Regions from separate parts of the Homo sapiens genome. Here regions 2 and 3 are each linked to region 1. Evidence: chromatin loops called from intact Hi-C (ENCODE). Cell type or tissue: GM12878. All regions are shown on one strand. Region 1 overlaps VAV2 (vav guanine nucleotide exchange factor 2). Region 2 overlaps VAV2 (vav guanine nucleotide exchange factor 2). Region 3 overlaps VAV2 (vav guanine nucleotide exchange factor 2).

Region 1 (8,000 bases):
AATGGCCATCTGTCCCAATGACCTCACAGTCCAAGTGGGGAGACTGACTAGGCAGCAGCTGCATCTGAATCCTGGCACCAGGAAATCTCCCAGGTACGGAACAGATCCTAGAGGCAGACACTACTGTGGTGTCACTTGGGGAAACAAGCTCTGCTCCCTAATAGCTCCTTTCCTTTGGCCATCACCGACGTGGAAATGCCACTGCTACCTGGCTTCTTGGCAAAGATGCCATCTCCATAAACAAGTTTCTTTTTCTTTTTCTTTTTTTTTTTTTTGAGACGGAGTCTCGCTGTCGCCCAGGCTGAAGTGCAGTGGCACTATCTCGGCTCACTGCAGGCTCTGCCTCCGGGGTTCACGCCTTTCTCCTGCCTCAGCCTCCCAAGTAGCTGGGACTACAGGTGCCCAGCACCACGCCCGGCTAATTTTTTTTGTATTTTTAGTAGAGACAGGGTTTCACTGTGTTAGCCAGGATGGTCTCAATCTCCTGACCTCGTGATCCGCCCGCCTCGGCCTCCCAAAGTGCTGGGATTACAGGCGTGAGCCACCGCGCCCGGCCTCCATAAACAAGTTTCTTGCACAGGGAGGTGACACACGGCCAGTCTCAGTCACCTGGAAGGCAGGTTCACTTACGTCATGACCAGCAGGCCCAGTGTACCTGAGGGCCACAGCTGTCCACTGGGAGGAAGAGGGAACCCTCAGGGGCTGGGCTGGAGGAGGGGTATACTATGAGACCCACTGAGGGGTCTGAAGTCTCCTGGGAGTACAGGGCAGTGACAGGGCAGGAGGGTCCCATTGTGCAAGGACCCTCACCTCAGCGTTCTCACTAGACATGAGCTTGACGAGAACTCAGCGAAGACGCGGCACACGGAACCAGAGCGCCAGCCCCACATGGCCCTCCACGCAATCCCACAGGGGAGGGGCCGGGCTGTCGTGCCTTCCCTCTGGACCCAGCCCACTCTCCCCCAGTCCTTGAAAAGCACCTCAAGGCCCTGCCACGTCTGCAAGTGGCTCTGGAATCTCCGTGGCACAATTACATCACTCTCCTGTGGCTCTGTGGCAGGCTGCTGTGTCACACACTGATCCTTTTCACATCAGTGTCTCGGCTAGAAAGAAGCGTGTGGAGGCTCCGTGTCATCAGAGGCTATACTTCGTGGAAAAACTCCACACCCATGCCACACCAGTGTCTGGTCCACAGAGCAGGCCAGTCCTCATCACTTCGGAACAGGCGGGCCGCAGTGGGTCTCTTGTTGGCAGGAACTTGACTGTCGCTCCTGAGCCCCTGGAGGGGAGGCAGCGAGGGAAACTAGGGTTGTCTTTGTAGCCCTTCCTGTTTCTAGCTCTGTAACTGCAACCAGGATAACCTAAGCTTCGGTTTCCCATCTGCAACAGGAGAGTGACAGTTCCAAGGATCAGCCATCATGTACAAGACCAGTAGAGGCTGAGCATACAGTAGGTGCTCAATAAGTGGGAGCATGGCCTATCACCCCAGAGGGCGAAAGGAGGGGCTCATTCAATGAGACGGCATTTAGCACAGGGGCCGGTCTCAACACATAGTGTGGTCAGCATTAAAAATGACAGATTTTTTAAAACCTAGGAGACTAAAAAGTTGGATGGGGGTTGGTGCTGCGTTAGTTCCTGCTCAGCTGTGTTGCTTTTGTGGGTTTCAGGGATCATTCTTCTCTGTCCAGTGGTCCATGAGGAGGCCCGAGATGGCCAGGCAGGAATGTGGAAGCCCAGACGTGAATGGGCCTCCACGGCCAGACCTGGGCCCCAGCCCAGCTCCCTCCACCCCAGGCCAGTGACCACCCCTCCTTCCTTCCTGCCCCGTCTCATCCTTTCACTCCTGCTGTTTTCTGGGAGTCAGCTGCGCTGACAGATGCTAAATCCCGACCATTATTTTTGTCCTCACAATAGCTTGAAATCTTCCAGGAGGGGCCCCGAGCACGGCTGTAGCTCTCCAGGGACGGCAAAACCTGCCACCTTCACCTTCTGCCCGAGACCCTGAGGCCCCAGCCCAACAACCTCGCCCACCTGCCCCGATTCTGTTACAGAAAGGCAGCTGCTCAGAGGCCATTGCCCCCGCCGCCCACAGAAAATCAAAAGAAAACCAACAAACTCTGCTTTCTGCCCCTGGTGAGCCTGTGTGTTTACGGCGGACATAAAATAGTGTTGCTGACAGGCTGGGATGCGCCGCACTGGCCCCGGGCTGTCTGATGCTGCCAAGCAGGGTACCAAGCTGCCATTAGTGTGTTACTAGGAAACCGAGTCGGATGTTTCCTGACCTCCGTCCACACCTCAGGGTGCTTCATCCCCAGGGGACTGGGGTGGGGGCAGCAGAGAGAAGGCGCATCGAGCCTCTGAAGAAGCCGGCTGGGAACTGGATGGTGTGCATGTGGGGAAGGACGGACGGAGAGATAGACAGACAGACAGACAAGAACCGCTTTACACATCAGGGAGCTTGTTCTCACACGCCCTGGCAGACCCTCACCACGACCCATGAGGGAGGGAGGCCTTGCTTTTTCTACAGGTGGGGAAACCAGGGCTCAGAGAGGGCATGAGAGTCACCCAGCTCGCCAAGCCACATAGGCGGGTACCTGCACAGGCCCCAGCTACCAGATTCCCGGAAGGAGACCCGTCCACCGGACTGTCCCTCCTGGCCGTAACTCCCTCTTTTTGGGGGCTTCTTTCTAAGCAGTAAAAGAGCCTCCCACCATCTAAAAATATTCAGGAACCAAAAAAGAACAGCCCCTGGGCCAGGTCACAAGGACTAGGCCCAGGGGAATGTCCCGGGCCACAGCACAGGGTTTCATTTCCCCCTCTGCTATGTGAGGCATGCTGTGTGACCTCCGGCAAGTCACCTACCCTCTCTGAGCCTTAATTTGTGCAACTGCAAAATGGGGGCTGGAGCACCCACCTTGCAGAGTTGTGAGGGCTGAGATGAAGCGGCAAAGCCCAGGGCCTGGCTCTCAGGGGACAGGAGCAGGGATTGTCGAACAGCGTATGGACCTATGGCTCAGATCCTCCAGTATGGGAATCGTGAATGCTCTCGGGACCTCATTATCCCCAGCCCTTCCTCCTACCACAGTGAACCAGGCCCAGGCCTAGTTAGGTGTCCTCTCTGTGCTCTGCTCCTTTATGAATGACCCTTATGGAGCGTTTATCTCAGCAGTGAGAAACAGAAGCAGGAAGACAAGGGAAAGTTGGTGGCAGAGACTGTCCTGCTGTCCTTTCTAAGCATCTGGTGAAGGTGAACTTCAATTCAGCCTGGTAGGGTTGGGGGCTGCCTCTTAGAGAAGGTGACCTGTGGGTTGGGTTTTGTAGAATGAATAGGAGTTGGGCAATCGATATAGGAGATACTACGTACGTGATGGGACTTCTACAATAAAACCCAGCATGTGACGCTTGTTCATTTTAGAGCAATATTTCTTAAGTGCCACTGTGTGTCAGTCAGATCTACGCTGAATACAAGGGAAATAACGTCAAAAGGGAGAAGTCTTCCTCTTCCTGGAGTTCCAGAACAGCACGAGGAGGGCGATTTAGAGGGGGAGGGACCTTCATCAGACACAGCACAGCCCTCTCATTCGGGCCGAAGCCCAGCTGCCTACTCCTTCCTGGAAAATGGCAAGATGAATGCGTATGTCTTTAAAGCTGCCCTTCTGCGCCGGTCCCCTCCCTCTGCAGAGACTGCATTAAATGAGACCAGAGAGTTGCTGTGACCGAATCAGTCCTGAAAGCACTCGAGTTTAACGAGGTATTAAAAATGAAAACCCCTGGAAGTCCCAGGCCATACCTGCTCACACACACACGGGAATGCGGAGCGGGCAGGGTGGTCACGCGCACCTGCTCTGCGTGCGTCAGAGGGTTCCCCTGCGATCTCCCACTGAGAAGGAACAAACGGCCTCTCCCTCAGTGGTGGGGGTGGGGGAGCAGGGTTTCGAGGTCACTGAAGCCCCCAGCCACGTGGCAGCAGGGCCTCTGGAGACAGCTGGGGCCCACTGTGGTGCCAGAGTACCAAGGGGCCCACAAGATGTCCGAGGGGGGCAGGGAGGGTCCCTGAAAGTGTGGGGCTCTCATCCCAACGAGCTGCGGTCTCCACAGCCAGCCCCACAGGGAAGTGCTGATGGCTCTGTTAACAGGGAAGGTGCGGACAGGGAGCTCCCGCCCAGCAGTCCCACAGCCACCTCCCGACGGGGACTGGGCTTGTCTAGACCACAGGAGCGAGAAAGGCTGGACTGCCTACAGAGGATCCCCACCGAGCCAGGTCCACCAGCCCTCAGTTCCCGAGAACAGACACAGCAGAGACCAGGACCCTCCTAAAACCCCAGCCCAAAACGGCCCTCAGTTCCCGAGAACAGACATAGAAGAGACCCAGCCAGGACACTCTTAAAACCCCAGCCCAAAACAAGGTAGTGACTGGCCTGGCACAGGGGGTAAGAGCAGGTTTCCTAAATCACACTTTGGCAAATCCTACGCACTCTTCAAAATGAACACCTCCTCCAGGAAGGCTTCCTGCCCTCCTGGCTTGTCAGGGTCTGCCCCCAGAGGCTGCTGCCTGGACAGCACATGTGGGAGGTAGAGGAACCTCGAGTGAGAAGTGCAGGGGCCCACAACGGGGTCCCAGGTCCCAGGTCTGTGGGGCAGGGAGGGCTCCTTTAGCCACCCCTGGGGTTAGGGAGGGGTGGTCTGACAATGACCCTTGGAGAGACAGAGCTGGGCTCAAATTGCAGCTCTGCCCCCTAGTTCTGTACGACTCTGACCAGGTGCCTTCCTCTCTCAGAGCCCCGTCTCCTTCCTGTCCAGCGAGAGGGCTCAGGGCCCGGCCTGCAGCGCTCAGGGAGATGCAACTGGAAGCGTCTTGACAGAGGGACCCTCCGGGGACGCTGGCTTCATTCACTCCATTCTGCCAGTCCCCACAGAGGCCTGGCCTCACAGAGTCACACCGAGGAGCAAGAGACCCTTGGCAGCATTTGAGGGAGCCACATGCGGCCAAGGAGAAGCCCAGGTGGGGCCGAGCACGCAGTCTTAAAGGGTCTGTTGTGCAAATGAGGCACCACGGCCAGTGGGGAGGCAGCTCCAAGGAGACAATGCCACGGTCCAGCCAGGTGTCCTTGTCGATGAAGGACCTGGGGTGGGGGGGCGGGGGACAAAGGCCTTTCTGTCCCGGCCATCACCCGCCTTAAGAAACGCCCCGTCTTCCGTCTCTCCAGTCTCCCCTCCATCCCCACACGAGCCTCGGGCCACCAGGGAGGGACGGGGGGATGCCTGTCAACACCTCCTCTGGGGAAGGGGGCTTCATTCCGGCCTCCTTCAGACCAGGGCAGGCTTTGCATGTGCCTGGGGCCGGGGGCTGTCTAACAGGGCTGGATTCATTTGCTTGTTTCTCGTGGGGCCGTTTTCGTGGAGTCTGCTTTCAAACTTGTCCCCTTTGGAAAAACAATCCTCTGGGGTGAACATAAGGTGTCCCAAACCCAGCCTCTCCCAGCTCAACTCGGGCTCCACACTCAGGCGTCCTCCACAACGCGGACCTCCCAGAGTGAAGATGAACATACATGAGCTCAGGAGATGGTATCTAAACAAACTTCCTCTGGGAGAGGTGGGCAGGGTGAGGACAACGGCGGGGAGGGTGGGCCATAGAGGACAGCGGTTTGTTCCTCACTCCTTGTACCCCTGCAGACAAAGGGCACAGCACAGAGTGGCCAAGGCCCCAGGGCAGGATCCAATGGGAGAAGCACGGCCTCTCCCCTCCCAGGTCGCCGCCAGCAGGCAGCTCCCACTCACTCCCCATGTAGAAAGAAGACGTCCAAACCTCCTCGACACCAGAAACTCCTTCTACATTTTATGCACCCTAAAAAATTATCCCAATGATGCTAACATGACACATTTAAAGCTGCACAGTCATTTTATGATGCAATAAAGCATGCAGCTCTACATTCGCGGATACATTACATTCCCTGCCGTGTCACGATCACATTTGTTTAAGCCTGAAAATCACTTCAACTCCCAGGAAAGTGAAACCAGTGTTATGCAAAGCAGGCTCCTAAATCATAAAATTGTGGATTCCTCAAGCTCAGTGGGATTCACAGACCATCTGGGCAGATGCTTTCGTTTCAGAGACTGGGAAACTGAGGCCCTGTGTGGCATTTAACTTGCCCAGAGAAGCAGCCCCTTGAAAGGAAAGGAAAGGCCAGCTAGACCTTGGGCCCTGGTGACCCGCCACACTAAAGCAGCCAGCAGCTGCAGCCTCACATCCAAGCCCTCGCCCAGAGCCCTGGCCCCAGAATCTCCCTCCCCGCTCGCACTCAGGGGCAGCTCTCCCTTCAAGGATGCTCCTGCTCAGATGCTCTCTGGGGAGAAGCCAGGAGGACACGCGGTTCCTGACAGAGCCTGGCTGTGTCTAGGATCACTCCCTCCTCATGCAGCCACCGGAGTGGCGGGGTGCCTTCCCACAGCAGCCTGTGAGGTTGCAGGACCCTGCTCTGCAGACAAGGATGCTCCTGGTGGGGCATGTTTACCAGCTGGCTGTCAGACATCTAGCAGCACACTCTGGGAAGAGGCTCCAGGTCCAACCACCCCTCCCCCAGCCACCTAGGATGAAGCGGTGGCTAAATAAAGCTTGGTCTCATGTCCATGTCCTTCCTTTGGCCTCTCTTCTGCCCTGAGTGGGAGCTTTCAAATTTCTCCCGTGTCCCTTCAATTCCCCTAAGAATTCTCGGGGACCTCTGACCTGCCGGCACCACGGGAGGGAGGGCAGAGGCAGGCGGCCTGGCCCTGCTGGGGACTGGGGTGTGCAGCCTACTTCACAGACAGGCAAGGGCAACCCTGCCACAGCGGCACCAGTGTCCTCGCAAGACGCACTCATCACGGCGCTCTGTGGCACCCAATCCGGGTGCCCTTTCCAAATCCTCCTCCATCAAGGCCTGGAAGCATTCCCAGGGCCCCCCACAGACTGCAGCGGACCACGCCCAGCCTCAGTGAACAGAAAATGGGAACTAGGAACGCTGGCTGCAGTGCCAGGAGGGGGACAGAGGGCCCCAGGACTCCAGGCCAGAGCAATCAGAGAGATGCTTCTTGAAGCTGGAAGGAAGAAGCCAATGTGCCACCTACCGCTGCGCCCACTGGGGCTGACCACTGAGCATGGGCATCGCCAGCTACTGCTGTGCCCACTGGGGCTGACCACTGAGCGGGGGCATCACCACCTACCGCTGCGCCCACTGAGGCTGACCACTGAGTGGGGGCATCGCCAGCTACTGCTGTGCCCACTGGGGCTGACCACTGAGCGGGGGCATCACCACCTACCGCTGCGCCCACTGGGGCTGACCACTGAGCACGGGCATCGCCAGCTACTGCTGTGCCCACTGAGGCTGACCACTGAGTGGGGGCATCACCACCTACCGCTGCGCCCACTGAGGCTGACCACTGAGTGGGGGCATCGCCAGCTACTGCTGTGCCCACTGGGGCTGACCACTGAGCACGGGCATCGCCAGCTACCGCTGCGCCCACTGGGGCTGACCACTGAGCACGGGCATCGCCAGCTACTGCTGTGCCCACTGAGGCTGACCACTGAGTGGGGGCATCACCACCTACCGCTGCGCCCACTGGGGCTGACCACTGAGCACGGGCATCGCCAGCTACCGCTGCGCCCACTGGGGCTGACCACTGAGCACGGGCATCACCACCTACCGCTGCGCCCACTGGGGCTGACCACTGAGCACGGGCATCACCACCTACCGCTGCGCCCACTGGGGCTGACCACTGAGTGGGGGCATCACCACCTACCGCTGCGCCCACTGAGGCTGACCACTGAGTGGGGGCATCGCCAGCTACTGCTGTGCCCACTGGGGCTGACCACTGAGCGGGGGCATCACCACCTACCGCTGCGCCCACTGGGGCTGACCACTGAGCACGGGCATCACCACCTACCGCTGCGCCCACTGGGGCTGACCACTGAGTGGGGGCATCACCACCTACCGCTGCGCCCACTGAGGCTGACCACTGAGTGG
Region 2 (8,000 bases), 77 kb after region 1:
ACCCAGGTAGGGAGCCTCACATCTGGGCTCACACCCACAGCCCTGCTCTGCCCCCCTGTAACCCACCATCTGGCCCATCCCTCAAGACATCTTCCACCCCTACCTCCCATTCATCACCTGTTACCCAGATGGCTGGGCTGTGTCTCCTTGAACGAAACTGGGTCCCAGGAGGGTGAGCTCCTTCCTGTCTCCCCCAGCCCAGAGCTGAGCCCAGCTTCATCCATGGTGGTCAAGCCAGAGAGCTCTGCTGTCTCCCCACCTCCGCAGCAACACAGGCCCCCCTCTGGGTGGCCAAAAGGTGTGGCTCTAAGCCCTCCATTTCCAGATCGTCCATGATTGCTCTTCTATGCCTCGTTTAGTGAAGGCCAAATATGGAATTTCCAAGTCGCCTAAGGTCAAGATAATGCCAGACCATGACCATGCAGATGCCTGAAATGTCTGTATTTAATTAACGCTGGAGGCAAAAAGGTCACTGGTATTAATGGAGTGAAGAAAAAACAACCCGCCCCCAGGCCTCCAGAATGTCTCCCTGCCAGGGAGACAGCAGCCTCTGCCAATTAAAACTCCTCTTCAGAAGCGTCCAGCACCCACCAACTTCAGAAAACCTGTGAAGGCAGAGACAGGCAGCTGGCTTGCTGGTGGTTGGAAGGGGCCCAGCAGGGCTTAGGGACACTCTGCCCAGACAGACCACGCAAAGCCTCCTACCAGGGAAGGCCACGATCACTTCCCCCTTTGAAAATCCCAAGCTCTTCCAACATACTGCATCCGGGTACCCTGAGGCTGGGAGGGACCTCGGAGATGGGCCTGCCCCGGGCTGCAAAGCACAGAGAAGGAAACTGAGGCCGGGCGGGCACAGGTTGATCTAGTGTCACCGGCAGCCGACAGGGTGGCCAGAGGGGCTCCAAGGCTGAGTCCAGCGCTTTCTCCACAACGCCAGACCCTCAACAGAAAGAGACTTTTTAGGGCGGATGTGGTGGTTCACACCTGTAATCCCAGCACTTTGGGAGGCTGAGGTGGGCGGATCACCTGACATCAGGAGTTCAAGACCAGCCTGGCCAACATGGCAAAACCTTGTCTCTACTAAAAAAAAAATACAAAAATCAGCCAGGCGTGGTGGCAGGTGCCTGTAATCCCACCTACTCAGGAGGCTGAGGCAGGAGAATCACTTGAACCCAGAAGGCAGAGATTGCAGTGAGCCGAGATCGTGCCACTGTACTCCAGCCTGGGCGACACAGCGAGACTCTGCCTCAAAAAAATAAAAAATAAATAAAAAGATCATTTTTAATCCCCTCAACTGGTATTTAAAATCATCAGTTGAATGGCGAGGTAGCTGGACTTTTTATGTGGTGCCCGGGGAAGCTTCCAGGCCTCATGAGGCCAGGCCTGAGCTGGTGCTGTGGCTCTCCTGGCAGGTTCCCCTGGTCAGAGCCACCACAGGCCGTGTCGGATCCAGGGAGGATGCAGACCCTGCCTTTTTTTTTTTTTTTTTTTTTTTTTGAGACGGAGTCTCGCTGTCTCCCAGGCTGGAGTTCAGTGGCGCAATCTCGGCTCACTGCAAGCTCCGCCTCCAGGGTTCTCACCATTCTCCTGCCTCAGCCTCCCCAATAGCTGGGACTACAGGCACCCGCCACCACGCCCGGCTAATTTTTTGTATTTTTAGTGGCGATGGGGTTTCACCACGTTAGCCAGGATGGTCTCGATCTCCTGACCTCGTGATCCGCCCGCCTCGGCCTCCCAAAGTGCTGGGATTACAGGCGTGAGCCACCGCGCCAGGCCCAGACCCTTCCTCTTGATGAGAGGAATCACAGAGAGTTTGTGGGTATCTTTAGTCTGCCTCAGGGTCCCCATCACAAACGCGGAATAACAATGTCTCTTCCAAGGCCCAGGAGGAGACGACCTGAGGAGACCCATGGGGAGCTGGGACTCCTCAGGCCGGGTGCAGTGGTTCATACCTGTAACCCCAGCACTTTGGGAGGCCGAGGTGAGTGGATCACTCGAGCCCAGGAGTTTGAGACCAGTCTTGGCAACATAGTGAGACCCCAACTCTACCAAAAATTTAATATATTTTATTTATTTATTTATGAGATGGGGTCTCGCTCTGTCACCCAGGCTGGAGTCCTATAGCACGATCTGAGCTCACCGCAATCTCTGCCTCCTGGGTTCAAGCGATTCTCATGCCTTAGCCTCCCAAGTAGCAAGAAGCTGGGATTACAGGCACCTGCCACCATACCCAGCTAATTTTTGTAGTAGAGACCGCGTTTCACCACGTTGACTAGGCTGGTCTCGAACTCCTGACCTCAGGCGATCCACCCACCTCGGCCTCCCAAAGTGCTGGGATTACATGCATGAGCCACCATGCCTGGCCTCTACCAAAAATTTAAAAATTAGCTGGGTGTGCCGGGCGTGGTGGCTCATGCCTGTAATCCCAGCACTTTGGGAGGCCGAGGCGGGTGGATCACGAGGTCAGGAGGTCGAGACCATCCTGACTAACACAGTGAAACCCCATCTCTACTAAAAGTACAAAAAATTAACTGGGCGTGGTGGCGGGCACCCGTAGTCCCAGCTACTTGGGAGGCTGAGGCAGGAGAATGGCGTGAACCCGGGAGGCGGAGCTTGCAGTGAGCCGAGATTGCACCACTGCACTCCAGCCTGGGCGACAGAGCAAGACTCCATCTCAAAAAAAATAAATAAATAAATAAATAAAAATAGCTGGGCATAGTGGCACATGCCTGTGGTCCCAGCTACTCGGGAGGCGAAGGCAGGAAGGATCACTGGAACCCACAGATCAAGGCTGCAATGAGCCACGATTACACCACTGCACTCCAGCCTGGGTGACAGAGTAAGACCCTGTCTCAAAAAAACCAAAGAAGAAAGAAAGAAAAGAAAAGTAAAACCATGGACCCATTTTAGGAACATTTCATGAAAAAAGCCACTCCTGAGGCCCCCTGGTAATACTGGGGCTCAGAAAACACTCCAACATGAAGGCCCTCCTGTCACTAGTTCCATTCTCCCCTGGAGCTGGCCATAGAAACTAGAATGCCTCTTCCCCCAAGCAGGTCTTAGAAACCAGAACCCCTTTCCCCTAAAGCCAGTCATCAAACCTAAAAATAATACTCTAACTGTCCCTCCACCCTATCTGTATAAAAACTGGCCATAAAGAAATTCCCTGACCTACCTTGTTTGACTGTAGGTCATAAGACCCACCATTCCAGAGAGGGTCCTGCCCCACACCCAGAAGGAAGGGGCGCGGCTCAGAGAGGCCAGTAAGAATCCAGGCTCATCTGCCTGCCCATGCTTTGTGGAACTTGCACATAAAAATGAGCAATTTCCCCTATCTTTGGGACTTTATTTAGAATGTTCCCCTGTATAAATGTTCAATCGCCTTGCCTTTTCTCCAATTAATCAATCTACCTCCTGTCTTGATTTATTTATTTATTTATTTATTTATTTATTTATTTATTTATGTATTTTTGAGACAGGGTCTTGCTCTGTCGCCCAGGCTAGAGTGCAGTGGCAGGATCTCAACTCACTGCAACCTCCGCCTCCCGGGTTCGTGCAATTCTCCTGTCTCAGCTCCCCCGAGAAGCTGGGATTACAGGTGCGTGTCATCACGCCCGGCTAATTTTTGTATTTTTAGTAGAGACGGGGTTTCACCGTTTTGGCCAGGCTGGTCTCCAACTCCTGACCTCAGGTGATCTGCCCGCCTCAGCCTCCCAAAGTGCTGATATCATAGGCATGAGCCACCGTGCCCAGCCTCTCCTGTCTGATTTTCCAGTGAACCTTAAGGGGGCCAAGGGCCTTAGCCCCAACACTCTCAACTGATATTGAAAACCATGGCCCAGTTTTAGGAACATTTCATGTAAAAGCACCACTCCGGGGGCCCAGTGGTCACAATGGCGACCATTTATTGGGCGCTTGCCATTCAACAGGCCGGCTACCCACTCCCCACGGGTCTCCTCAGATCGTCTCCTCCCGAGCCTCAGAAGAGGCATGGTTATTCCCCGTTTGTGACAGGGACCCTGAGGCAGAGTAAAGATGGCTGCACACTCTCTGAGACTCCTCCCATCAAGAGGCAGGGTCTGTGTCCTCCCCGGATCCAGCATGGCCTGTGGTGGCTCTGACCAGGGGAGCCTGTCGGGAGAGCCATGGCACCACCTCGAGCCTGGTCTCATGAGGCCTAGAAGCTTCCGTGGGTGCCACATAAAAAAGTCCAACTACCTTGCCAGAGAGCCCACATGGGGAGGCTGGCCCTGAGCCGCAGGGGCCTCTCCTGCCCTCCAGCAAGGGCCCGGAGCTGCCCTGAGGGGCTCCTGCCGGCCCGGCCTGGTGACTCTACCTAGGTCTGTAGGCACTGGGCTGGGCCCATCCCTCCTGGGGTATTTATTTCCCCCACTGTTCTGACACCAGGCCCTCCCGTAAGCACAGACAGCCCTGCTGTCCCTGACTCTGGAACCCCAGCGCCCACTGCCACATTCTACCTTTTCCCAGGAGACGGGCCGATGGGGTCAGTGGCAATGTGCCACCACCATCGGAGGGGGCTGGGGGTGGGGAGGACAGCTGCGCTCCAGAGGCCAAAGGAGATGGGCCGACGTCCCTACCATGCACCTCCTCCTACCACACATCTCTGCCTGCCTTAGTGGTCTGCACGTCAGGAGACTCTGTGGATGCTCCGAGCCTCCATGTCCTACAGGTCAGACCAGAACCTCCCACCCCCACCTCTCTGGGCCAAAAGTGACACAGTTTCGTCAGGACCATGGAGATCACAGACTTGGACCCAGGAAGACCCAATTTAAGGCCAGGCCCATCAGCTCCCCCTGCAATTGGCCTCCCTGAGACCCAACTTCATTGTCTATACACTGGGATAGGAACGGGCATCTGCGTCGGACGTGTGAGGACCACGCAGGACAATCCACACAACATGCACAGGGCCTGGGACATGTCAGAAGCCTCTGCTGCAGGACACAGGACACCTGGCCCCACGAAGGCAGAGCCCTCTGAATTTGACCAAACCTCCTCCATGCAGACACGGCTGCGGCCTTGGGGCTACCACATCCCCAGATTTGCGGAGCCTGAAATGCGGCCAGCACTGGAAGCGGGGAGACTCCCACATTGAGATGTTTCTGTTCTCCCAGAGCTCCAGTAGAGAAAATGTTCACCCACAAACCCCCCAGGGTATCCAGAGGCCAGGGGTGCTGGGGTGCAGGCTGCAGACAGGTTCCCACATTTGGTGCAGGGGAAGACACACATCTGCTCAAAAGAAAAATGAGGGAGTGTTTCGGGTTGAACTGTGTCCCCTCAAAAAAGATACATAGGGGTGCTAATCCCCAGGACCTCAGAATTTAACCTTACTTGTACAGAGACTTCAAAGAGAAATCAAGTTAAAATGTTGTCACTGGGGTGGGACCTAATCCAATATGACCCGTGTCCTTATAAAAAGAGGAAGTTTGCCAGGCGCAATGGCTCACGCCTGTAACCCCAGCACTTTGGGAGGCCAAGACAGGTGGATGGATCACTTGAGGTCAGGAGTTCAAGACCAGCCTGGCCAACGTGGTAAAACCCCATCTCTACTAAAAATACAAAATTAGCTGGGTGTGGTGATGCACACCTGTAATCCCAGCTACTAGGGAGGCTAAGGCAAGAGAATCACTTGAACCCGGGAAGTAGAGGTTGTAGTGAGCCAAGATCAGGCCACTGCACTCCAGCCTGGGCAACAAGAGCGAAACCCTGCCCCAGGAAAAAAAAAAAAAAAAAAGAGGTAGTTTGGACACAGAGATAGGCACAGAGGAAAGACGACAAGAATACAAAAAGAGAAGACGCCGTCTGCAAGCCCAGGAGAGTGCCCCGGGACACAGTCTCCCTGTGCCCCAGAAGGCACCAGCCCCGCCGCCACCCTGATCTCAGACTTCCAGCCTCATTTCGGTTCCAGTACATTTCGGTGGTTTCACAGGGCTCCTTCCCTCCCCGCTGCACTGTCCCTCGGGCCCCTTCCTCTACCCCACGCTGGGTGGTGCTCCCGGCTCAGGGTCCCATGCCCACCCTGCACCGGGATTCCCTCTGTGAGGGCGTGCCAGGTCTGCCCCATCCCCTGGAGCCCCACATCAGGCTCAAAAGACAGGGGCTGAAACAACAATCCCGGGAGATGTGACGGCCACATCACCTGCCAGTCAGGAGAGGTTTTGTATCACTTAGAAAATATGGGGGTGGGGGCTGCACACAAGCCTTTTCTGGGGTTCTCAGGACACAAAGTCGGACATGGCCTCAGCCAGCCTCGGGTCCGGTGGCTCACAGAGGCTCACCTGGTTTTGAACCATAAAGAAATTTAGCAAAGGTCTACCCCTGCTCCTAGGGCTCTGATCTCACAAGCGTGGGCGTCACTGAAAAACAGCGTCAGAAAAAATTCTCAACAGGGGGATGCTGGCGAGGGAAAAGGGGTCCCTGGAGGGCAGAAAAATCCACTTCGTCAGGTCCACACTGAGACCCGGAGAGGGCTCGGGGAGGCAGAGACCCTGAGCTTGAAAGCCAGGGGAAGAGTTTGAAGAAACCCATTTCACACACTGAGTAAAAAAGGGCAACTTACAAGAACATGTTATTTTCATGTTTTTAAAGATGTAAACGATTGAGCAAATTAAATATTTAAGTAAATGTTGAACTACTTCATCTATCCCTAAAAGCTTATAAAATCATGTTGACCAAGAAACTTAAAATCCTCTTACTGGGAAAGGGGTGGAACCAGCTTGTATTTTGAGCTGCTTCCTATCCGGGTAAATTCTGTGCCCCAAATCACAGATGAGCGAATGGGGCTCCAGCCCGTGTCCTGGTGGGCCGGCTCCAGCCCAAGCGCCAGGCTCTCCCCCAGAGCTCCGCATTCTAAAGGGAACCACTCTGCCACACACAGCTTTGTTCTTCTGGGAGACCCCTCTAGAGAACTGAAGAGCAAATGCTATTTCTAGACGCTCTAAGACATTAAAAAGACACAGAAGAATCCCAAGTCCTCCCTTTCAAAACCTCAATGCATCTAATATACCAATAAAAGCGACCATCAACGCCTCACTTTCTGAGTTCATGTCCTCCAGGGTCCCGTGAAATTCAAACCAGGAAGCACCCGGAATCACTCCCAGACGACCACGTGGAATTCGATGAGTGAGCAGGCTCAGGACGGCAAATGCACTTGCAGGAAAGCAGCCCCTGCAACAAAGCACGTGTCCAGCCGAGCCCAAACGTGGGCACCAGGCACGTGGGCACAGGCATGCAGGCATGCAGCACACCCTCTCCCAGTGGAGTCGGACGACATGCCCGCTGCTCCCAGGACACAGCAACCGGCCACGGGGCCGTCGGGTGCCAGGTGTGCAGCCAGGGCTCCGTCCTCCCCGCAAGCTTCTCAATGCACCACTACTGTCCAAGCTGCTGAGTCAGTGCTGAGGGCCCCGTGAAGCTCACCTCCCCAAGAAGGCCCCAGAGTACCGGGGTGTGAACAGAAGCCCTCTCTGGGCCTCTAGGCACAAAATACTCTTTCGCCTGAGTAAATGATGGTGTTTTTGGCCCTCGTCCACCATACAGGGCCACAGCACCAGCACTGCTGCACTGGGCAGTCAGACTTGGGGCCCTGGCAGGGAGGGGATGCAGGGAGCGCTTGGGACACTGGTGAAGGGAGAGGGTGCATCTTGTGGCTTGGGCAGTGCCACGGGCAGCACCACACGTGGAGGCTTCTCCCAGGGCGGGGGGCTCTGAGCAGCTGCCCTGTGCAAAGTCACTCACCAAGCCCTGGCCCACACTTCACAGCACCACAGCCAGAACAGTGGCTCAGCCGGGCGCGGTGGCTCACGCCTGTAATCCCAGCACTTCGGAAGGCCAAGGCGGGTGGATCACCTGAGGTCAGGAGTTCGAGACCAGCCTGGCCAACACGGTGAAACCCCATCTCTACTAAAAAAAAAAATACAAAAAATTAGCCGGGCGTGGTGGCGGGCACCTGTAGTCCCAGCTACTCGGGAGGCTGAGGCAGG
Region 3 (8,000 bases), 130 kb after region 1:
CGAATAAGAGGCACCTACTGCATGCTAGGCCGCCGCCCAGCCGTGCGTGTTCAGAGCCAGCAGCTGAGAGAGGTCTCAGCTTTCCACGCCTGCTCCCCTGAAGCCCTCCAAGGACCCACCTCTGCTGCCGACGGTGGGTTTAAGCCAAGGCGGGGGGTATAAAGAGTGGCCCACACAATCGGGACTTCAAGGTCAGGGTCAAACCAAAGGTTTTCTATAAAGCTAGCAGTAAATTGCTTTTCTAGTATTTCTCTTTATAACCATCTTCCCTGAGCCGGCTTCCGAGTGCCGGAGGGTTCAAATCCTACTCTCTGGCCACCTGGCTCTGAGCAATTAGCCCAGACGCACGCCTGCGCCTCGGCCCTCCGGGTTGCTCTCATAGGACCTCAGCCCCTCCTCTCTGCTGCAGCCCACAAGCCATCTGTGAAACGGGCTCTTGTCTCTGCCACCTCATTTTCTCCATTTCTTCCCCCTTCCGGAAAGCGGCCTCCGAGGTCAACATGAGGGCATTCGCACGCTCTCTGGAGCGCCCTATCTCCAGCGCAATTGGACAATCCAACTCCAGACGGACCCAAGCAGAGGGCGCGATTCTTCCCGTTCCCCCACCACCCACTAAAATGAAAGCCAAATGGATCCCTTCACAGCCAGCAGACACCGGATGATCGCTCTCCAGTCTGAAGGAACGATTCTCGCTATTATCCCTTCCTGCTGGGCTAAAAATATTGAAGGAAAAATGCAACCGCAGCACTAGAGAGCTTCCCAAGCAGGGGGGTAAAACTGAGCCTCCTTCTATGATCAGAAACCAAAGGCAGGCACAGCCCTTGGCTATGGAGGCAGCAAGGTGGGAGGCGGCCTCTTCCCCTGCAGAAGGCCACAAGCCAGCCATGCGACAGCAAAGTGTCAAAAACTCTTCTTAGTCAATTGCCAAACGGGCAACTACGGGGGCTGGAGAACAAGAGCTGGCACCCAGCAGGGTCAGAGCAGGAGTAGAACAGGGACTGTGGGGCTTTCAGCCTGAAAAGTGTCCCTCATGCCCGCCATGTCCCCATTTGGAGCTCCTGCTGGAGCCTCTCCTGCAGGTGCCTACAAAGCCCCACCCACTGGTGAGTGGCCGTCACCCGCCAGGCAACCCCAGCTGGACCCAATGTGGCACCTCCTCCTCAGCAGTCCCTGTGCTTCGTGAGGCCCATATGTGGGAGCTGGGAGCGCTAGACTAGAACCCCTCTCAGCCTGGACCCCCGGGACCTGCCCTTCACCTCTCAGAGCCTCAGTTTCCTCACCTGTCAAGCAGGGGTGGCAGTCATACCCACAGCAGCTGACACCAGACCACGGGTGGGTCACTCACCTTGTGCTGGGGACAGGGCTTTTAGGCTGCTCGGCTCTGCTGCAGGAATAGGATCCTCAAAGCAGAGGCGGTTTCCCCATTTTACAGATGGGCAGAGTGAGGCTTCAGGAAGCGTAGTTATCTGCTTGGAGTCTTAGGCAGCTGCTCAGGATGCTACAGCAAAATCCCACAGCCCGGGAAGCTTGTAAACCCAGGGGCTTCTTTCTTGTAGCTCCAGAGCCTGGAAGCCCAGTGCCAGCGTGGTCAGGTTCCAGTGGCTTCTCCTTGTACCATTACACAGCAGAGATGTACCCTTACATCCACAGAGAGTAGAGAGAAGCAGTCCCTTTTGGTACTCTTAAAAGGGACCATCCTATTCATGAAGGGTCCGCTCTTACGACCTCATCTAAACCCAATTACCTCAAAAGGCCCCAGCTCCTAATAACGTCACATTTTGGGGTAGGGTTTCAACATAGGAATTTTGGGGAGACACAAACATTCAGTCCATAACAGCAAGTGTAATGGGTTGAATGGGTGGGCCCCAAGGAGACAGGTCTGCATCCAGACCCTGAGAAGCCTATTTGTGACCTTACTTGGAAAAACAGTGTTTGCAGGTAAAATTAAATTGATGCTCTCAAGGCCGGGTGCGGTGGCTCACGTCTATAGTCCCAGCACTTTGGGAGGCCGAGGCAAGCAGATCATGAGGTCAGGAGTTCGAGAACAGCCTGGCCAACGTGGTGAAACCCCATCTCTACTAAAGATACAAAAAATTAGCCAGGCATGGTGGCACGCACCTGTAATCCCAGCTACTCGGGAGGCTGAGGCAGGAGAATTACTTGAACCCAGGAGGCGGAGGTTGCAGGGAGCCGAGATCGCACCATTGCACTCCAGCCTGGGCAAAAGAGCAAGACTCTGTCTCGGGGAAAAAAAAAACAAACCTGAGGCTCTCGAGATAAGATAATCCCAGATTACCCAGTAGGCCCTAAATCCAAGTGTCCCTAGAAGAGAAGACAGAAGACAAGAGGCCGTGTGACGACAGAGGCACAGATTGGCATGATGCAGCCACAAGCCAAGGAGTGCCTGGGGCCACCAGAATCTTGAAAAGGCAGGATGGAGCCTCTCCTAGAGCCTGCAGAGGTTGCACAGCCCCACTGACACCTAGAACCTGGAGGGAGCATGGCCCCCGGGACACCTAGAACCTGGAGGGAGCATGGCCCCACTGACACCTAGAACCTGGAGGGAGCATGGCCCCCGGGACACCTAGAACCTGGAGGGAGCATGGCCCCCGGGACACCTAGAACCTGGAGGGAGCATGGCCCCCGGGACACCTAGAACCTGGAGGGAGCATGGCCCCCGGGACACCTAGAACCTGGAGGGAGCACGGCCCCACTGACACCTAGAACCTGGAGGGAGCACAGCCTGCCAACATCTAGAACCTCCAGAGGCAGCACAGCCCTGCCAACACCTAGAGCTTCCAGAGGGAGCACAGCCCTGCTGACACCTTGGTTTCAGGCTCGCGGCCTCCAGGGCTGCTGCTGGAAGGCGCTGGCCTGTGGTTCTTTGTTGGGCAACTCCGGTGGCCAGCTGGTGGCAGGCAGTCCTGTGCCCTTGGCGCTGTGCCCCCCAAGCCCACCACAACAGGCACTTGGAATGGCTTTGGGATGAATGGGCACACAATGGAATGAATAGGGCTTGGATGAGAAACTGAGGCAAGAGTTCTCCTGGTTTCTTCCACCCTTTGTTCCCGTTCATGCCAGCATGGGTTTTGCAATGCCCTGCACCCCGGCTCGGAGCTGGGAGACCCTGGACCCTGGGCCTGGCACACTGGGGCCCTCTGAAAATGTGGTTTTGACCCCCAGGCTCAATTCAGGGCTCTTTGGGAAGCAAAGTCCCCAGAGGGACCCTGGCAGGGTGGGAAGTCAGGAAGCACTTGTGTGGAACCTCAGACCCAGTTCCCTCTGACCACCATGGGGCCCAGCTTCAGACACCCTTGAGTGGGGACAGGGGGCTCAGGCACAGGGTGGGGCACCTTTCCGGCAGGGAGATGCAGGTTCAAATCCTGAAGGTCCCCCACACCCACCCTGGGAAACCCAGCTCCCATGACCCCGGCTCCCAGGCCTGCATGTCCAACAGCTGCCTCCCTGTCTCCAAAGAAGGCACCTGGCCCGAGTACCCCAAAACCAAGACCTGTGGGCCTCCATCCCTAGGTGTCCTCCCTCTGCAGAAAAACCCACTGCTTGCCAGAGGCTACAGCCAGCACCTGACAGGCAGCGCCTCCCACCACCCCTTGCACAGGCAGGTGGCTCCACATGTGGGACAACCCACTGCACATGTGTGACATTCTTAAGATCCCAGCACTATACACGCCATGGGATGTAAAACACCCTTCTCAACGTGCAACAAACACGGCCGAAACCGTCACCGAAAGCACTGCGCCTGTCTGCTGCTGGGGAATCACTCCGTGGTTAGCACCCATCATTTCGAGAAGAAAGAGTCAATTGTGATGTTCTGTTACCATCCCAGTCATTTCCAGGGATTTCTGAGAAGCGGCATGTGCCTGGTGTCCCTCTGTCCATCTGCCCATCTGTCCATCCGCCCACCAGCACCTGCTGAGGGCCTGCGGCCCTGCATGCATGGCCCAGGCTGCCAAATCAGTTCTGTCACCATGGGGCGGCAAGGCACAAGGAGGAGCAAGTGCGCGTGAGACGCCCAACAGGAGAGATGCCTGCACTTCAAGGAGCTTTCTCGCCTGGTGCTGGAAAGGACCCAAAGTACTCAGTGCCGCAGCAGCACATCGCAAGTGCGCAGTGAATCTGAGTGAAATCCACGCACGCCTGAAGGCTTCCGGAGAAGGCATCGCAGGTCCAGCCATGGGAGGCTGGGGGGAGCGGGAGCTGTGGCACTGCAGCCAAGCACTTACATGTGCCACACACCTGTGGGGCGGGCGGGGGATGCTGCTGATGCTCGAGCAGGGCAAGGTCTGTGATGTGTGTGTCCTCATGTGTATGCGTGTGGGGTGCCCATGCACATACATGTGGGGGTGCGCAGGTGCTTAGGGGTGTACAGGCGTGCATGTGTTCATGTGTGTGCACATGTATGTGTGCATGCTCATGATGTATGTACCAGTGTATGTATGTGCAGTGTGTGTCTGCATTACGATAAATAAAGCTAAGCAAAAATACATCTGCAGGAGGGCAAGGACCGAGATAAATCATTCTGAACTCCAAACAGGTGGAGGGTAAGATGTAAACAGATTTTTCCTGTTGTTTAAATGTACTTCGTTTTCATTATACTGCTGTTTGCGTGCAATGAATGCAAGTGCACTGAGGTGAGGAAAAAGGAAGGCAGACACTCCTTCCTCCGGCTACCCCACAGACACCCACACCATGAGAAACTAGGGCACCCCTGCAGATGGGAGGCAGCGGTGAGGTCGCCTCCAGGCTCGGCCAAGGGTACAGGAAGGGCAGAACCTGACCAGGCCATTTCCAGCCAGACTCTGCTTCCTGTGGGGAGCTCCTGCCCCTTCAGGTCCTAAACCTTCAATCACCCAGATTCTGGGGACCCCACAGGGAGCAACATAGTCATGCCACCCTCCACAAGCCCAGCCAGGGAGTGTGGCCCCATACCCGATGCCAAGGCGAGGCTCCTGGCTGCGGAAGCTGAGTCGGAAGCACGGTCCCCACACTCCTCCTTACTCCCCGCCCACGCTCCTCCCCACTCCCCACACTCCTCCCCACCCCCCTGCTTCTCCCCACTCTCCCCATACTCCCCACTCCCCCTGCCATGCTGCCCCAACTCTCCCCATGCTCCTCAGTCCCTCCAATGCCCCCCAAGCTCCTCCCCATTCCCCACATGCTCCTCCCCACTCCCCACGGTCCTCCCCACCTCCTTTCTCCCCACTCCCCCCATGATCCTCCCCACACCCCCACTCCTCCCCCCTCCCCACCACGCTCCTCCAACTATCCCCACTCACCCCATGCTGCTCCCCATTCCCCCCAAAGCTCCTCCCCACTCCCCCACACTCCCCCCACGCTGCTTCCCACTCCCCCCACGCTGCTTCCCACTCCCCCCAACGCCCCCCCCACGTTCCTCCCCACCCCCCCACTTGCACTCCACTCCCACTCCTACTCCTCCCCACTCCTCCCCACAGCTCTGGCCTCCCCCAGCCCGAGGGGAGCCCTCTAAACCCTCCAGCTCAGGCTGCTCCGTGAAGCTCAGTTCCTGCCGCTTCCGCTCAGCACAAAGGCACGGCCCCTGCTGGAGGCCCCCGCTCCGGGGAGCTCTCAGACGGGCAGCCAGCACCTCACTGCCCATCTGCTCCTTCCCTGCTTACTCGCAGAGTCAAGACCTGGAGCCCACGGGGCCAGGAGGCACAAAGCACAGCTTCCCAGGTGACGCTGGACAAGTCGCTGACCCTCCTGGAGCCTCAGTTTCCCCAACCCAGTGGCTCTGAATGAATTCCCTGGATTCCTGAGAAGGAGGGAGCTTCCTCACTGGTTCACAGGGAGAGAGGGAGGGAAGGGGGTTCTGACAATTAAAAACAGGTCTGCAAGTCAGGAACTCGATGATCTCCAGAGGTGCCATGATCCCCTCGTCTACCCAGCCTCCCCTGGGCCCTGCAGCCCCTCCCTACCCTGTGACCCTCAGCCCAAGCCCCTGGGGAGGGTCTCTGGTTCTCAGCTGTGGGGTTGGGCCCAGCGGGTCTGGGGGCCTGGTGGGGAAAGGGTGTCTAGGGTACTCTGTCTTTCTACCTTTCTGAGTTGTTTCTTCTTTTGCTTTGTTTTGTTTCGTTTTGTTTTTTTTCCAACGAGTAGACATTACTTTTAGAATTTCTTAAAAAGTTATCTCAGCTTTGGGTTGGGTTAGGGAGGAGGGAGTCCTGGGAATGTATAAAAAGCACGCAGCCAGTTAGTTCCTGAGAAGTCAGAAAATGCGAAGATCAACTGAGAAGCTGTACTTTCTGGAAATTCCAGGCGAACCAGCACCAGGCCCCTCGGCTGGTGGGCAGAGCACCAGGGGGCGAGGGAGCGGGAGGGGGATTCCCTGCTGCCAGGCCAACAGCTGGGCCAGCCAAGGTCAGGAATGCTGCAGCTGCAGCCTCGCCTTCCGCCCCCACCCAGGCGGGAGCCCAGTGGGAGGGAGGCTGCCCCTGCCAGGGCCTGGGACAGAGCCCTCTGTGGGGGACAGGCCAGGCAGGAAACCCGGCCGTCCTCAAGCAGGAAAGCTGGGCCAGAGCTGGTACTTCAGCAGGGAGCTGAACTCCAGTCCTGGGCGCACCTGTTTGCAGTCACAAAAAGGGCAGACTGCAGCACCCACCCACCTGCCCAGCTCCCCACCCAGCTCCCCACCTGCCCGGGGTACCCAGGACTCTCTCCAACGCCACCAGTGTCTCTCTGGTTCCTCACTCTGTGCAAGCCTACCCTCTGGTGCTCTCCCGGTTAGGATGATCGTCCCTGCTTTACCAGGTGGGGAAACTGAGGCTCGGCCTGGCAGTTACGGGCCTCCCCTGTACCAGCTGCTGCAGGTCCGGTCTCATTTCACCAGGGAAGGATGTGTGCCCAGGACGCTGCTCCCTGGGATGAAACGGGTTTGTTTTTTTCTCCCAGTATAGAAATAACCCTGCCTGGATGAGGGCAGGGAAGTAGAATAACATGAAACCGACAAGAACTCCCATCCTAAAACACCACTAACCACTGAGGGCGTTTTTCTGTCGTCTCTTGACTCTGGGTTTTTAGGGGTTTTTTATGTGTGTGTGGTGTTTTCTACATATTTGACTACTGGGAATAATATGGCATATTGCGTCCTGGTGCCCCTTCGCTGACAGCACAGGTGTCCCAGCTCCCTGCCTCCCCGGCTGCAGGGCAGGGCGAGGAGGGGAGGCCAGGGACATGCGGGCCTGGTACCTTCCAGGGCAAGAGGGACGTCATCCCCGTGGGCAGAGCAGGAAATGGAGGAATGTTGAGTTCCCTGCACCCGCTGTCACCGTCACAGCTGGCCCCACCTCAGCCGGGACACCCTGCCTGGGCCACTCCAAGTGACTGTCACAACCCGAGAGCCTATGGCCAAGATGAGCTCCACCAAGTAAAAATGGTGGAGTGTGGGGAAAAGCAAGAGAGATCAGAGTGTCACTGTATCTGTGTAGAAAGAAGTAGACATGGAAGACTCCATTTTGTTATGTACTAAGAAAAATTCTTCTGCCTTGAGATTCTGTGACCTTACCCCCAACCCCGTGCTCTCTGAAACATGTGCTGTGTCAAACTCAGGGTTAAATGGATTAAGGGCGGTGCAGGATGTGCTTTGTTAAACAGATGCTTGAAGGCAGCATGCTCGTTAAGAGTCATCACCACTCCCTAATCTCAAGTACCCAGGGACACAAACACTGCGGAAGGCCGCAGGGACCTCTGCCTAGGAAAGCCAGGTATTGTCCAAGGTTTCTCCCCATGTGATAGTCTGAAATATGGCCTCGTGGGAAGGGAAAGACCTGACCGTCCCCCAGCCCGACACCCGTAAAGGGTCTGTGCTGAGGAGGATTAGTAAAAGAGGAAGGCATGCCTCTTGCAGTTGAGACAAGAGGAAGGCATCTGTCTCCTGCCTGTCCCTGGGCAATGGAATGTCTCGGTATAAAACCGGATTGTACGTTCCATCTACTGAGATAGGGAAAAACCGCCTTAGGGCT

The links. A loop is a pair of places that touch in the nucleus more often than their neighbours do. Peaks named below come from ENCODE experiments on the same cell type or tissue, not always from the same donor. Only the 100,000 strongest peaks of a DNase experiment are listed, where the experiment ranks them.
Region 2: it touches region 1 in a loop (2.6-fold over the local background); 3 of 110 quality-filtered maps call a loop at or near these places.
Region 3: a loop joins it to region 1, with 7 times the contacts of the local background. A loop is called at or near these places in 2 of 110 quality-filtered maps.

What each region holds. Positions count from the first base shown.
Region 1 is chr9:133,820,069-133,828,068 of GRCh38, forward strand. All of the region lies in intron 4 of VAV2 (vav guanine nucleotide exchange factor 2), which reads right to left. Among named protein-coding and RNA genes, the nearest start is that of SARDH, 86 kb to the left of the region's middle. RefSeq lists enhancers at 2,656-2,705, 3,046-3,135, 4,186-4,295, 4,428-5,424, 5,425-6,422. In GM12878, a CTCF peak has its summit at 3,434; DNase peaks (open chromatin) are centred at 2,403, 2,793 and 3,703; H3K4me3 peaks cover 1,370 bases; H3K27ac peaks cover 3,568 bases.
Region 2 is chr9:133,897,345-133,905,344 of GRCh38, forward strand. The region is part of intron 2 of VAV2 (vav guanine nucleotide exchange factor 2); the gene reads right to left. Among named protein-coding and RNA genes, the nearest start is that of VAV2, 91 kb to the right of the region's middle. RefSeq lists an enhancer at 5,529-5,598. In GM12878, no CTCF peak of the experiment used is centred here; a DNase peak (open chromatin) is centred at 3,638; H3K4me3 peaks cover 900 bases; H3K27ac peaks cover 2,224 bases.
Region 3 is chr9:133,950,360-133,958,359 of GRCh38, forward strand. The region is part of intron 1 of VAV2 (vav guanine nucleotide exchange factor 2); the gene reads right to left. Among named protein-coding and RNA genes, the nearest start is that of VAV2, 38 kb to the right of the region's middle. RefSeq lists enhancers at 1-72, 3,843-4,132, 6,839-7,415, 7,020-7,129, 7,180-7,229 and 2 more. In GM12878, no CTCF peak of the experiment used is centred here; DNase peaks (open chromatin) are centred at 3,712, 4,802 and 7,078; H3K4me3 peaks cover 3,886 bases; H3K27ac peaks cover 4,515 bases.